Linked DNA regions of Homo sapiens: region 1 is linked to region 2. The links are chromatin contacts, found by Hi-C or POLR2A ChIA-PET in ENCODE. All regions are on one chromosome and are shown on one strand. Each heading gives the region's core, a stretch centred on a gene start or an enhancer-like site at or near the end of the contact. The rest is flanking DNA. Distances are from core to core; before and after follow the strand shown. Region 1 overlaps HNRNPUL1 (heterogeneous nuclear ribonucleoprotein U like 1). Region 2 has its middle 20 kb from the start of LINC01480.

Evidence for each region. A loop is a pair of places that touch in the nucleus more often than their neighbours do. ChIA-PET counts read pairs that join two places held with the same protein, here RNA polymerase II (POLR2A). Pooled maps may share reads with other maps.
Region 1: a pooled map shows a loop between it and region 2 (2.5-fold over the local background). The contact joins two enhancer-like sites. A Hi-C loop is called at or near these places in 2 of 168 maps with a recorded cell type or tissue (heart left ventricle and naive thymus-derived CD4-positive, alpha-beta T cell), 1 of 37 single-sample maps with no recorded cell type and 9 of 50 pooled maps. POLR2A ChIA-PET finds 5 or more read pairs at or near these places in 7 of 52 experiments (B cell, CD4-positive, alpha-beta memory T cell, GM12878 and 3 more).

What each region holds. Positions count from the first base shown.
Region 1 is chr19:41,296,855-41,303,476 of GRCh38, reverse strand. HNRNPUL1 (heterogeneous nuclear ribonucleoprotein U like 1) reads right to left here. Exons shown (of 15, transcript NM_007040.6): 11 at 1,773-1,941; 12 at 528-812. Among named protein-coding and RNA genes, the nearest start is that of CCDC97, 10 kb to the left of the region's middle. RefSeq lists enhancers at 497-836, 1,790-2,989 and a silencer at 4,939-5,233. Within about 2 kb of position 5,341, at least 31 of the 41 ENCODE cell types and tissues checked have a DNase peak (open chromatin) inside an H3K27ac peak, as active enhancers do; they include B cell, where a contact is called at or near this core.
Region 2 is chr19:41,551,843-41,558,699 of GRCh38, reverse strand. It overlaps a transcript of CEACAM21 not described here. Among named protein-coding and RNA genes, the nearest start is that of LINC01480, 20 kb to the right of the region's middle. Within about 2 kb of position 5,494, at least 5 of the 41 ENCODE cell types and tissues checked have a DNase peak (open chromatin) inside an H3K27ac peak, as active enhancers do; they include B cell, where a contact is called at or near this core.

The DNA.
Region 1 (6,622 bases), core at 4,092-6,591, 260 kb after region 2:
AGACTGAGGCGAGAGAATCGCTTGAATGCCGGGAGGCAGAGGTTGCAGTGAGCCGAGATTACACCATTGCACTCTAGCCTGGGCAACAAGAGCAAAACTCCGTCTCAAAAAAAAAAAAAAAAAAAATGAGAGGAAGCTAAGCACTGGTGACAGCCATGAACGAGTCACATCTAGTCCTCTTCAGACCTGGCCAAAGATGTAGCCCCCATTTCCAATAGATTTTGATCTAGATCCTATTTCCAAGGAGCTCATGGTCAGATGGGGGAAGGTTCACAAAAATGACAGCAATGTGACAGAATGTGCACTGTGATATGCAAATGGGCAAAGGGCTTCATAACCAGCGTCCAGGGAGTGGGAAAGTGGGAGCGTTTCTGAGGTCTCCGTGTCTGACTTGTTTCAAGTTTTCTACCAGAGTATAACTCACAGCTGGAGCTCAGAAAACTTCAGTTGCTGATTGAATAAGCAGTCAAAGCCCAGCCCCAACCTGGGAACAGAAAGTGGAGAGTGCTGTGTGTGAGATGTCTCACCTCCTCGGTAGTTGCCTCCTCCACCGCTGCCTCCCCCTCGGTTCTGGAAGCCGCCACGGTTGCCTCCAGGGGGTCCTCGGTTTTCATAGCGCTGGAAGCCACCACCACCCCCGCGGCCCCGGAAGCCACCACCACCTCGGTTGTCAAAGCGCTTTTCAGGGGGTGGCCCAGCCTTGCGGCCTTCCTCGTTGTACTGCCTCACTAGCTTGTCCGCTTCCTCCCGCTGCAGCTCAATGAACAGAACCTCATCCAGGAAGTCCCCAACATCTGGCAACGTGAAGTTGGCTAGGAGGAAGGAAGTGCCCCAAAGAGAACAAGAAGAAGAGGTCAGTACCTTCTGAAGTCTGGTCCCCTCCACCCAGAAGAGTGGCCTTCCAGAAGGGAGAAGGTGAAGAAAACTGGAATAGTGAATAAGAAAGACATAGACAGAAGGGCGGGCGCGGTGGCTCACGCCTGTAATCCCAGCACTTTGGGAGGCCGAGGCGGGTGGATCACCTGAGGTCAGGAGTTCAAGACCAGCCTGGCCAACATGGCAAAACCCCATCTCTACTAAAAATACAAAAATTAGCCAGGCATGGTGGTGGACACCTGTAGTCCCAGCTACTCGGGAGGCTGAGGCAGGAGAACTGGGTGAACTCAGGAGGCGGAGGTTGCGGTGAGCCAAGATCGCACCACTATACTCCAGCCTGGGTGACAGGGCAAGACTCCCTCTCCAAAAAAAAAAAAAAAAAAAAACAGAGAGAGAGAGAAAGAGGTAGACAAAGCCCCAACCCCTCAGCCTGCTAAGTGTCAGGGGCTAACAAAGACTCCTCCGTTTTCTGAAGAGGTGGCTAAGACCCACCTAGACACAGTGCACAGCTCCCTCAGGCCTCACCCCAGGGAATGGGTCAGACAGATGGCATCACCATCCCTATATTTACAGAGAAACAAACTGAGGCCTGCCCACAGTCAGCCCATCTGGGACCAGAGGCAGGGTGAGCACACAGGACTTTCAGCTTTAGCTCCCATACATCCTTTCCCTTGTGCTGCCCCAGCCCCATCCAGCCTGAAAACCCCAACATAAGACAGATGGGTAGCTTTTCCATTCACAGCTGTGGTAGACAAGGAAGGGACAAAGCAGAAGCAAAGAAAGAGTAAGATCAAAAAAGAAATCACTGGGGAGCCAGGGAAGGACAAACTGAGTAAAGAGCTTCTTCTCTCCAGGACCCTGCATTGACGTTCCTCTGGGAAGCACTCATTTCCTACCTTTCATTTCTAAGACCGCATGATCTGGGACATCCTTCCCTTCCTCGTCGGTTCGCTTTATTGTTCGGTCTTTTAGGTCCTCGTCAGTGGGACAAATTACAATAGCTTTGCGCTGGAAGCCTTCAAATGGTCTCATTTTTCGTCTCTGGGCTGACCCATAAACATTTGTCTAAGGGTAAGGTAACAGAAGAGGCAAGAGATGGTACATTAAGAGTTGGTTTTTTCCTCTGAGGGGTATTATGTAGGCCAGGGACTGAGAAAAGGATATCAGTGCTCCTTGTAAGCAGAGAAACTCAGGAAACAGCTCTTCTTTACTTAGAAGATTCTTGAGTCACCCTCAGCAAATGAATTGACTTAGGTAAGTGGCTGCAGACAGGCACAGGGCAAAGGATTCCTAATGGTTGGGACTTTGCTTTTTAATCCTATTTGTTCTTGGTACTGGACCTTACAATTTCTTTTCCCTATTCTAAAAGCTAATACATACTCTTGGTAAAAAAATTCACAGTATAAGGCATAAAGTTTAGAGGAAAAACCCCTGTGTTCCCTTAGTGCCAGCCCTACTTCCCAGAGAGAATGAAGAATGAATTTCTTCCGTGCACTTTTAGAAATATCTATGTGATTTTTTTACACAAAAAGAATTGTATTATGCACATCCTCCTGAGGCTTTTTCATGTAACGTGAAACTTTCTCTGAAGTTTTTCTGTGCAGTATTCTTTTTTAATGGCTGTGTAATACCTATAGATTAGCTATGCTACTAATTAACCAGCTCCTTTGGACAGTTTTGTAGTTTGTTCTTATTAACATTGGTTCTTTTATTCCCTCAGTCCTTCTCTGAAACATCAGCCTCACCCACAAGCTTCTAACCAGCAAGCTCTACACATCAGGAGACTCTGCTTTTCGCAAGTGCAGTTTTGCTCCTAATGTTTCCTTCCCTTCCTCTAAGTGATGGCAGGTGTGTCCTGGGCTGGTGCTGGCAGAGCGGTGCTCTAGCACATATGTGGTTGAGAGCAGTAACAACATCGGCTTCCATTTACCGAACACCTCCTTCATGTCGGGCCCTTTGGGAATGGGGCCTACCTCTGTTGGATTCAGGGTTCCATAGACTCAGCCTGTATACTTGAATCACGAGGACACTACTTAAAAAGTGAGCAGCTCAAACTTCATTTGAGACTTCCTGAGCCTGAACCTCTAGAAGTAAGACCCAGGCACCTATACAGGTACCCTCCCTATGGAAACTCAGGAACTCAGCAGAAACGGAGTAAGGAGTTTTTAACTGCATTTAAACAATTTTTTAGTGGCTCTAATAGGGACCCAAGAAAGAAGCCACAGATGGGGAAAACAGTCTGTAAAGGGGTATATACAAATGGACCAAAAAAAAAAAAATGTATTCTGAAGATGTGGCCTGCTTGGGTGCAAAGAGTCTAGGGTCAAGTCCTGGTGTGGCTACTAACATACCTTGGCCAGTCCTTATAGTTGCCTCATCTGTAATACGGGGTTGAAAAGCCTCCCTCCCTGGGCTGGCAAGGACTGAGTAAGAGAATGTCCATAAAGCAATTGACAAAGTGCAAGAAACTACTCAAGTAGGGGGACACAGGTGGCCTCCAGGGCAGAAGACACCTTGACAGGAAGCGGGCAGTGCACTGGGATGGCCCAGCCTCAGCCTGCTCCTCTGTAAAATCAAGCCCTGAAAAGGGAAAACGGCATGGATGTCTTAGGGTTGCTGTGAGGACTGAATGAGTCCACGTGAGTAAAAGCCCTCGTCTAAGCCCAGGCCCTGGCTCATAGCCAACACTCAACAACTGTGAGCTGCCATTGATGTGGTCATCACTGGGTAGATATTTATACTGTCATGTTGACTTGAAGCAACTCAGACCAAAGAAAAGGTTAAGCTTATAGTGACCTCCCAAGCAGAAAAGCAGGAACAGTGAGACAGGGTGGAATGAACACAGGCTTTGGGGAAGAAACTTGGGCTTGAAATCCCCGCTGTGCCCTTTACTATTTGTGAGACTCAGACAAGTCCCCAAGTAGCCTGAGTCTCAAATTTCCTCGTCTGAAAGACAAGGATCATCACCCTCGTCCTGGCTCTGGAGAGCATTTGCAGATGTAAAAATCTCTGGCTAGTGCCAAAGGAGTGGGCAGTGAAAAGTCAACACCCAGAGTGGATCTGAAAATAAGACCTACAGGACTGACTATCCAGGAGAGGCTTCCCAATGGAAAATACCAAGGAAAATTGAAGCTTGAGGAAAAAACAAGGTTTCAAGAGATCGTCTTCTAAGACATAGGAACAGGGTGCTGGATGTGGATTAGCCAGGGGCCAAGGACTCCAGCACAAATCTGCTGGAAGTTCTGGGGCCGTGGGTGCAGTTGCTTAAACTAACCAGATCCTCTGGCCCTGAAACACGCGCCAGGAAAAAATGTTCTTCCCTGTCCCCCAGGGAAAGTGTCCCTACCCTCACGAAGGAGGATGTGGGCAGTCATGTGGGTGACAGGCACACACATACTGTTCTTGGGGTCTTGGACACCGGCCCACAAAGAGCACTTGGGCCACAAATGGTTTGAAAAGGAACATCATGTTACAGAGGAAAAGTTAAGTCCCCTCTCCCCACTACTCTTCTTTGACTCCATTCCTAAAACCAAAGCAGAACGTGGCATCTGGTCATAGGAAGAAAGAGTTTGGCTTCCTCAGCTAAATATAATTTTCTTCTGACACAAAAGCTCAGAGTAGGTAGGTGCCAGGGTGAATATGGCCCCAGACCATTCTGCATTTTTTTTTTTTTGCCCCTAAGTGATCCTACTTTGATTCCTCTGAACTGCGAGGGCATGGAGTGACAGTCCTGGAGGTCTTCCATGTGGTACAACTGCCCTGTCAATGTCCTGATGAGGGGACAGAGAAGAGAAGCAATGCTGCCAAGACGGCTAGCCCCTGCAGCTTCATGGGATGAGAGGAATGGAGGTGGAGCAGATTGGACTTATAAATAGCTGGCCTTTGTCCTTGGAAGTGGGTAGACTCAGAGATGGCTTCTCAGGCACTTTGGAATTGAGGTGCTGAGAATCAACTCAGCAGTGGTTTTTAAGACTGCACCTCCCTCCACTTACTCCTTCGTTTGGGGAAGGGAAGAAGAGTATCTAAACCACACCAGCAGAAATGCAAATACTTGGCTTTCCTGGAGGAAAGGGAATTAGCTGCTGGTGGCTGTTGCCACAGCAAACACAGTGAGGTCACAGCCCCTGGGCCAGCCCAGCACTTCTGTGGTCGCTGGGGGCTGCTGGCAGCTGTTGCTATGAGACCAGCACAACAGCTAGGTCAGCTTTTCCAGCTGCTTTGGTTCCCTCTGCCTAGCTTCTGCTTCTCCCAGTCCCACCCTGCTTGAAGATGTTGATTCCAAGAGAAAATGTGGCTGTCTGTGTTCCCTGAACCCTGTGACATGGACTAAGGGACAAGAGTTGGGTTTCTCAGAGAAGCTATATGGGGAGTTTTGGTGTATAACAGTCTGAGGGAGGGAGGAGGGAACACAGCAGGTACGAATGATGATGTGACAGCCCAGGATCTCTCAAGCCCCACTGTCCCTGTCTACTCTCACTTGTCACAGCTCACCAGGGTCATACTGGCAGCAGGAGAAACCTAGCTAGATCTGAGGAGCAAAGTGAAGGCTGATGAGGAAAGATTTACTTTGGGCTCAGAGTGAGGTGAATTCCAGTCAAAAGAACCACATTTATAGGAAGAGAACTGGCTGGTGTGTCAAGAATGGAATGGGCTTCAGGCTCTAGGGATGGCTGGCTGGGGATGAAGGAAAGAAACATCCTTCCTCCAAGGCCTGCAAATAAGACACAGGTTACGGTGGGAGACTATTCTAGCCCTGGGTTTCTGTTTCAGGCGAAAGTGTGGCACCTGCTGACCAGGATGCAAATGAGGACTAGAACGACATGTTCTGACTGTGACGTCAACCCATCCAGCCCTGATTCTAACTGATGCCTGGCCTGGCTCTAGCTGTTAGAGCCCTCTAACGGAACTCCCAGGCAACAGTGCCCTACTCTGGGGTGGGCTTGGGCAACATGGCCCTGCGGAGGCTCCCCAGAAGCCTCCAGAAAGGCAACTTGTTTGCCTCACAGCAGGCCAGTCAGTTCCTGTTCTGTACTCCATTTTGAGGCCCTCTGGGACAAGGCCAGAAAGCATCTCATTCCAGAGGCTTCCCACCTCCAACAGAGGACCCCAAAGAGACACCTGAAGCAATGTGGCCTTCTACTCCACCTTTCTCTCTCCTCTGCAGCCTTTTACTAGCCAGGCAAATTTATCCACATTCCTCCGGATGAAAACCTAACCATGACTCCCCACTCTCCTCAGGACAAAGCCCCAACTCTTTTAATCATCCTCTGTGCCCCGACTCAGACATTCCACCTCCAGAAAGCTTCCCCAAATTCCCACCATGGCCCCAACCATTCTAGACTATGGCTGTTTGGGAAGTCAGCAGAGCTGTGATCTATCAGTACACTGAGTGCGTGACTTAGCAGTCCTATAGTCCTCTGCAGAGGCTTCAGCTTCCTCTCTGGTCTACCTCTTTTTCCTCTTCTGATGTTCCACAGCTGTGATGCCCACATCATCTCAAAAGGCTACTCAGGTTATCACAGAATGTAGGTCAAAGCCCCGATATACCTGAGAGTTTGTGCCCAATCACATACATCCCAGGGTAGGAGTTAGAGTCCTGGCCAGACAAACACAGAATCCTGGCTTACAAAGGCCCACCTGGCTTCTGCAGACAACCTCTCCTTCCCTCTCAAGGATGAGCATTTCTAAGGCCAACCTACATAACAGGAGGCTGGAAGAGCCAAATCTGGGGAGATCTGACCACTCA
Region 2 (6,857 bases), core at 4,245-6,744:
CATTTATTTGTTTGTATAAATGTTGAAGGTTTTTTTTTGTTGTTGTTGTTTTTGAGTCAGAGCCTCGCTCTGTCACCCAGGCTGGAGTGCAGTGGCATGATCTCGGCTCACTGCAGCCTCCATCTCCTGGGTTAAAGTGATTCTCCTGCCTCAGCCTCCAGAGTAGCTGGGACTACAGGCATGTGCCACCAAGCAAGGCTAATATTTTGTATTTTTAGTAGAGATGGGGTTTCGTCCTGTTAGCCAGGGTGGTCTCGATCTCCTGACCTCATGATCTACCTGCCTCGGCCTCCCAAAGTGCTAGGATTACAGGTGTGAGCCACCGTGCCCAGCTGGGTTTTTTATATTATAAGGAGATGTAATAGATAGATAGATGTTTCAAAGATAGTCAAATGTTTTTAAAATTTAAAACACTTTTTTACAGGTTGACTTTCACCATTTAATTTCATCTATGTGTTTTGCCTTAGAGAAATTTTAAATGCTATGTAGATCTCATGACTTATAATTATGAAGCATTTTGTTTTCTGTTTTCCACGAAACTTAGCTTAACTTTGAGCATATAATAGTTGTAAAGGTAGGAGAGTAACACTGAAAAAAGGAATTGCATTAAAATGGCACATTTTCTGTAGAGTTGTTTATCGCCTGAAAATAGGCCCCATTTCATGGAAGTAAGATGATCAGGCTCAGGTCCCCAGACGAAACTCTTGGCATGGTTTTTGGAGATAGTCCAGGGCTCAGTACTGGCTCTATCATTTGCTACTTCTCCCAAAGTAACCAATATCTCATCCACCCTGAGCCCATTTCCATATCTCTAACATGAGGATAATAGCATCTACCTTACACACCAAGTAGAGGGATCAAATGTAGGAACTAAATCAAAGTACCAGCACTGAATAACCTACATCCTCCCACTTCCCAAAAGGAAGAGAGATGTATCCCCTGTTGACAAACGAGACCATTTTGCAGGAGAGAAAGGAAATGCCAGTTCACTTGCAATGTAAACATGCTCTCTCTTTTTAGGGATGTCCAGGGACCTGAGAGAGAACCCATGCTTACCAAAGAGTTTCTAGTTCCAGACACACAGGACTAGAAGGGTGACAAGTATGGTTTTCAGGGTCCCTGAATCCACCCAGTCCTCACAGAAACTCCTAAAAGCTGTCGATTGACAGCGTTGAGTTCACAGCTCTGGTCCTCACATGCTGATACTGCTTGTGATATCGAACCCGACAGGACCCCACATCACAATTGATTTACCAACTACAATATAATACCTCCTGAATCTCCAAATTGGCTCACCCAGGAACAAAGGCTTGGGGTAAAACTGGATTAGGAGATATAAGCTCTGAATTTTCTGAGGGTGAGACACACAAGGATTCTAAGTGACACGCCACAGAGTAACGGGTCTGTGACTGGAGGACCCACAGATTTGTCTTACTGGAGACACCACATGCACACAAACTCCATCCTTAGCTGTGGAAACAAGGGTCTTTTGCTATCTTAGCCGAATTCTGGGAGTAATTTTTGGAGGGGAGGAGATCTTTGGGATTGCCTCTTTCAGGCCCTTTACAAAAATACCTACTTCTTAAATGGTAAAGCTTACACTAAACTGAAAAAATTACATCCTTGGCTTTTTATGAAGTAGGTGTTGGATTGAATCACTACTGGAAGAAGTATGGCATCGCAAATTCTAAGCAGTGGTCAAAGGATGGATCTGTTAAATTAGAAAAATCTCTAAATTTATAAAAAGATTTTAGATTCCTTTATTCTAAACAATTGACCTATTTGTACTCATGGGACAATCAAATTTCAAAGGAGATATGTAACGATTTCATGGCTTGCATTAAAAATCCTTCTGATAAAATTAAAGATAAAAAATCTGACCCCCTGCCAAAAAAATCTTTTGAAGTTCATACTGCCTGCTTTCAATATTCTGTGGGATTCACAATGAAAGGTGCCTTATATTGTGGCCTAGCTTCAAGTTTATGCCTTCGCCACCATGGCCTGGGTTCAATTCCCAGTCAGGGCCCCAGCGCCTTTGGTTTAATGTTTGCGTGGCATTTGACTTTTTTACCTATTTAGTATTGGTGAGATTACCTTTGGTAAAAAAAAGTTTAAAGAGTGGAAATCGCAATTCTTTGTGTTGGCTAAAATCTGATTATAAGAGATCTGGAAGGTTTTATTTTTCTTTTTCAAAGAGCTCTATGGTCAGAAGTCGGCTTCATGAAAAGCTAATATTTAATTATATGTACATACAGTCTTTCTGGATTTTCTCTTTTGCCTCCTGTTTTGAAAAATATTTGGATTTGAGTGAAACTCCGTTTTAGAAATTAATTGCTTGGTACAATATACCCATGTAACTACCCTGCACATGTACCCCCTGAATCTATAATAAGAGTTGAAATTTTGACAAAATAAAATTAGATTTTGAATTAAAACAAATAGGTGCTTGGTTCCTCTGCTCACTTCTTTTTAAAAGGAATTCCTCTCCCATGTACTTCTTCTTTTCCCTTCTTTACCTTCCTTTTGGCATCTTTGGTATCACATGAAGGGATCTAGAGGGAATTTTAAGTGACTCTGAAATTCCTTGAGAAATACACAAAAAGATCCCACTCACCCCTTTTGGGGGTCTCCTGTTCTCCTTGTGGAGTCCAGAGTCAGGGACAGGCTCCTCCAGGTCTGCAGCTCTGCTCTCTTTTATTTCATCTTGGCTGATTGCTTTGGTTTTGTGAGTACCAGGCATTACTTTGTACTGTGAGAGACACGTCCTTTGTGAGTGCAACGGCTGCTGGGTCACTGGTGAGGGCTGCAGTTTGGAGATGGCTGAGAGCCGTTGCAATAAATGGTTGTGATTGCAGGGGGCTCCTTGTTTCTTTGCAAGTTTAGATGAGAAAGGTGCAGTTTGGACACAGTTTAAAGGCTGTGAAAACACCACCAATGAATATGATTTCCTTTGGGGATGGTCTGATTAAAAGTGGGCTGATTGTTGCTGTGCTACTAGCCTTGAAGACATGTTTCTACAGCATTGTGCAGTGTGGAAAAATTGTGTGGCTTGGTCTTGTGGCATGTCCCTTCTTTTAGAGACCTCAGATTCAATGTGAAATTCGGGATTTTTGATTTTCAAAGATCTAGATGCCCTGCCTTCCAGATGTGCCTACTCTTCACATATTTTAAAATTAGATCCTATAAACTGCAAATACTTTGTTGGCTTCTGTGAGATCAGAGGTCCAGTTAGAAAAGGAAGACAGTTTGTTAAAATTAAAAACTATTTATCTAATCTAACTAGATTGGCCTCCAAATATGACTTTCTGACATTCAGCTGGTTACTCTGAAAAGATTTCTAAATCTCTTGAGGCTCATCTATATGTTTCCTTGCAAAGAAAAAAAAAAAAAAAAAAAAGCAAGCCCAAGCACTAGTAAGAAAAAGATTTGCAATGTTTCATGAAAGGAGTAGATGAGTGAAGCATTTATTTGTAGATACTGGGTTGGATACCTGTGCAAAGAAGAAGAGGTCAATAATAAAAATTGCCAGGGGATTTCTTGGAACTTAACAAGCTGAATTAAATATAGAAATGTCAGGAAATCAAGGCAGGAAATACTCACTTGTGGTTAGGCAGACAGGGCAGGGTTCTGAGCTTGAGATGGAGCAAACAGTTGTGGTGGGTGAAGTTCACATGCTTTAGAGCTCAGCTGTCCTAGTAAAGAAGCCTAAGAGTCTCTAAAGCTCTTATGAGAAGATGGATTTTTTTTGCCTAGATTAAAAGGTTAAAGAATTGCTTTAAGTTGGATAAAATAAAGCTAAATGTTTAAGCAAGTTGTGAAAGGTTTATGAAAAAATTAATTAAAATATTTTTGTGTGTAAACATATTGACTAAAGTTGAAGGGGTATAATTCAGCATTTCTGTAAATTGAGCATTGAAATAAAAACACAATGGGTTTCTCTTAGAGCACTAACCTGCTCTTTAACAAAAATTGTAAAGGGTTATAGAAAGTCTATAAAAATGTTACCTTATGGTCAAACATTAAAATTGGGTAAATATGTCTATCAGGTTTTATTAAGAATTAGGTTTAACATTAATAGTACACTAATGTAAAGGTGAAATTTGGCTTATTTGGTACAAAAATCATACAGGAAGCATTGTGAAATATAAAATGATTTTTAGCTTTCTTTGGGCTATATTTCTATAAATATGTTATTGATGAGGGTTCCAAAGTTATGGGAGACTCCTATAATTCTGCTATATCTCAGTGTACATTATCAGTCATAATTATAATTGTCATGTTAAATTATTGTGGGCCACAGAGGTAACAGATTTCCTTGTCAATTGTGTCTTTGACTATGACTACCCTAAAACGTTCAGTCACCCATATACACATGTTACCTTGTTTTGGCCCTCTTTAGAAGGTAATTTTATAATCAGCTATAAAGCCCTAACAGGTGCTCTTAAATGCAAATTTTGATAACTTTGGAGATTGTGACATCAGAAGAGAGGAAAAATGTTCGGGACACTTGGAGAGCTAAAATGTTCATTGATATCAAGCAGGACAGGAATTAACTGCATGAAGTGAACTAATAGGAGGCTGAAGTGATCTTTTTGACTTTTTGCTTAAAACGTTGCTGATCCTTTGTTTTGCTTTTCAGAGTCAAGGCAAATTTTCTTTTGAGCTATTGACAGCTTTTAACGATTAATCAAAATATACTCCTATGAACACCATTTGGAGCATTATTTGTTTCTCTCTACCCGATTTCCCCAGAATTTGGAAACTATTTGTGGGTATTCTTAATTTATGGCAATATAGTTATTTGCATAAGTGCAATAAGAATGTGTTTTCTTTGGTAACAGGACACAATTTGAAAAACTGGTTATTTTACCAAGGTTTTGACCAGAATGCTGTGCTTTCCTTTAAGGAATCAAACTTGACTTGTGGAGCTAATAAAGCCTTTGGAAAACTGACCTTATATCCTGTGAACACAGTCCCTGTACAGGGTTACTGATCTGTGGGAAGAAAAGAATGTCACATTCTGACAGGTCAGGAATCCCAAGTTATCTTGAAACTTCAAGAGGACAGGAATTCACCCAACCATATGTATTTGATGGTAGAAATCCATGGCAGGGGCTCAGCTTTAAAAAGTCTTATCTCAGATTCCTTCTATAAAACAAAGTCCCATTAAAACCAATTTTAAAAGCCTATGTGAAAAATAATTATTCTTGCTGCACCTCGTACAAATAAAGTGGCAAAGCATAATAAAGCAAATTGGTCCTGTCGTAATTTGTCTTTAGTAAAAACGGGAAACTGGGGTCGGGTGCAGTGGCTCACTCCTGTAATCCCAGCACTTTGGGAGGCTGAGGTGGGCAGATCATCTGAGGTCAGGAGTTCAAGACCAGCCTGGCCAACACGGTGAAACCCCATCTCTACAAAAATACAAAAATGAGCCGGGCATGATGGCGGGTGCCTGTAATCCCAGCTACTCAAGGGGCTGAGGCAGGGAAGCGGAGGTTACAGTGAGTCAAGATCGTGCCACTTCACGACAGCCTGGGTGACAGAGCAAGACTCCATCTCAACAACAACAACAAAAAAGGGTAACTGGAGAGAGGGAAGTTATGTTTCAAAAACTTTTGGAAACTATAGTACACCTGTTTTTAAATTCTAGTCTGGCATTCAGTTTTTATTATTTTCTACAGTTTGGGTTAAATTCGTATTTCTCTGGCTACAAGTCTCCTAAATAATCTTTTCATTTGTTTCCTTTTTCTTTCCCTTTTTCCCCATTTTTCTTAATTGGAAATCACTGAAACCTAAGCTGTGCTTTCTTAAAGCCCTGTGAACTGAAGACTAGACAACCGAAACTTCTGAAGGAAGTAGCAGCAACCTATTTATATGTGTTGCTGTTGCCTACTATTATGTTTTAGCAGGTGCTGCCTCTACACCCCCGAAACAGAGAGTGCTACTGGGAACAAATCGACTTTTTCCACTCCAGTGCTGCATTCGGTGCCCCATAACGATGACCCCCTCTCAGCAGGAAGTAGCCAGAAAGATTACAATGCTCCATCTCCCTATGATTCTTGTGATAAATAAATATACAAGCATGATAGAAATCATGCGCAAATTGACAGTGGGGATTGTGGCAGGCCAGATTTCACTAATGGAGGTCCCCATCACAACTACTTCAGTACTGACTGAGTGGTTAAGTTCAGTATCAAAAGCTGAAAGTGCCAGCGCCTTTCTACAAAGGCTAGAATGTAACAAAAGCCCACCAAGGGTTTTACCTAGGCCTTTCCTGGGCCTTACAGCATGACAAAACAAAGAAGGAATTCTTAACCAGACCTGTTTAGGATTAAACAAATTTAATTGGGGGTCTGAAGAAACTCGCCAGGCCTCCACAAACAAGTTCATTGGGGGTCTAAAGGAACCCCCCCCAAACCTCTGTGATTGAGCAGGAGACAAGGTCAGGGTAATAGCCCCAGCACCTGGACTCATTTAGATTTAAGTAAATGTACTGAGGCTCCAGAGAAAGGTCTCCAAGACTTAGACTAGAGTTACAGATTAAAAGAAGTTAATCACTTATATCTTTAGATAAATGCACACTGACACGTAGACATACATCTTAGAAAATATATAAGCTCTGGAAAACCTTGTAATTTACAGTTGGTCTGGAGATATTTTCTGGGCCTTCTCTCTGTAACCGGTTCCAGAAATAAAAAACTCTCTTCCTCCCCAGTTTATCTGCATCTCGTTATTGGGCCGTGAGAAATAGCAGCCAGACCCTGAGTTTGGTCTGGGAACACACTGGCTGGGCTTCCTGCCTGGCGGTAGAGCTTCACTGTCCTCCTTCCCAGCCAAAATGTGGCCCTTGAAGGCTT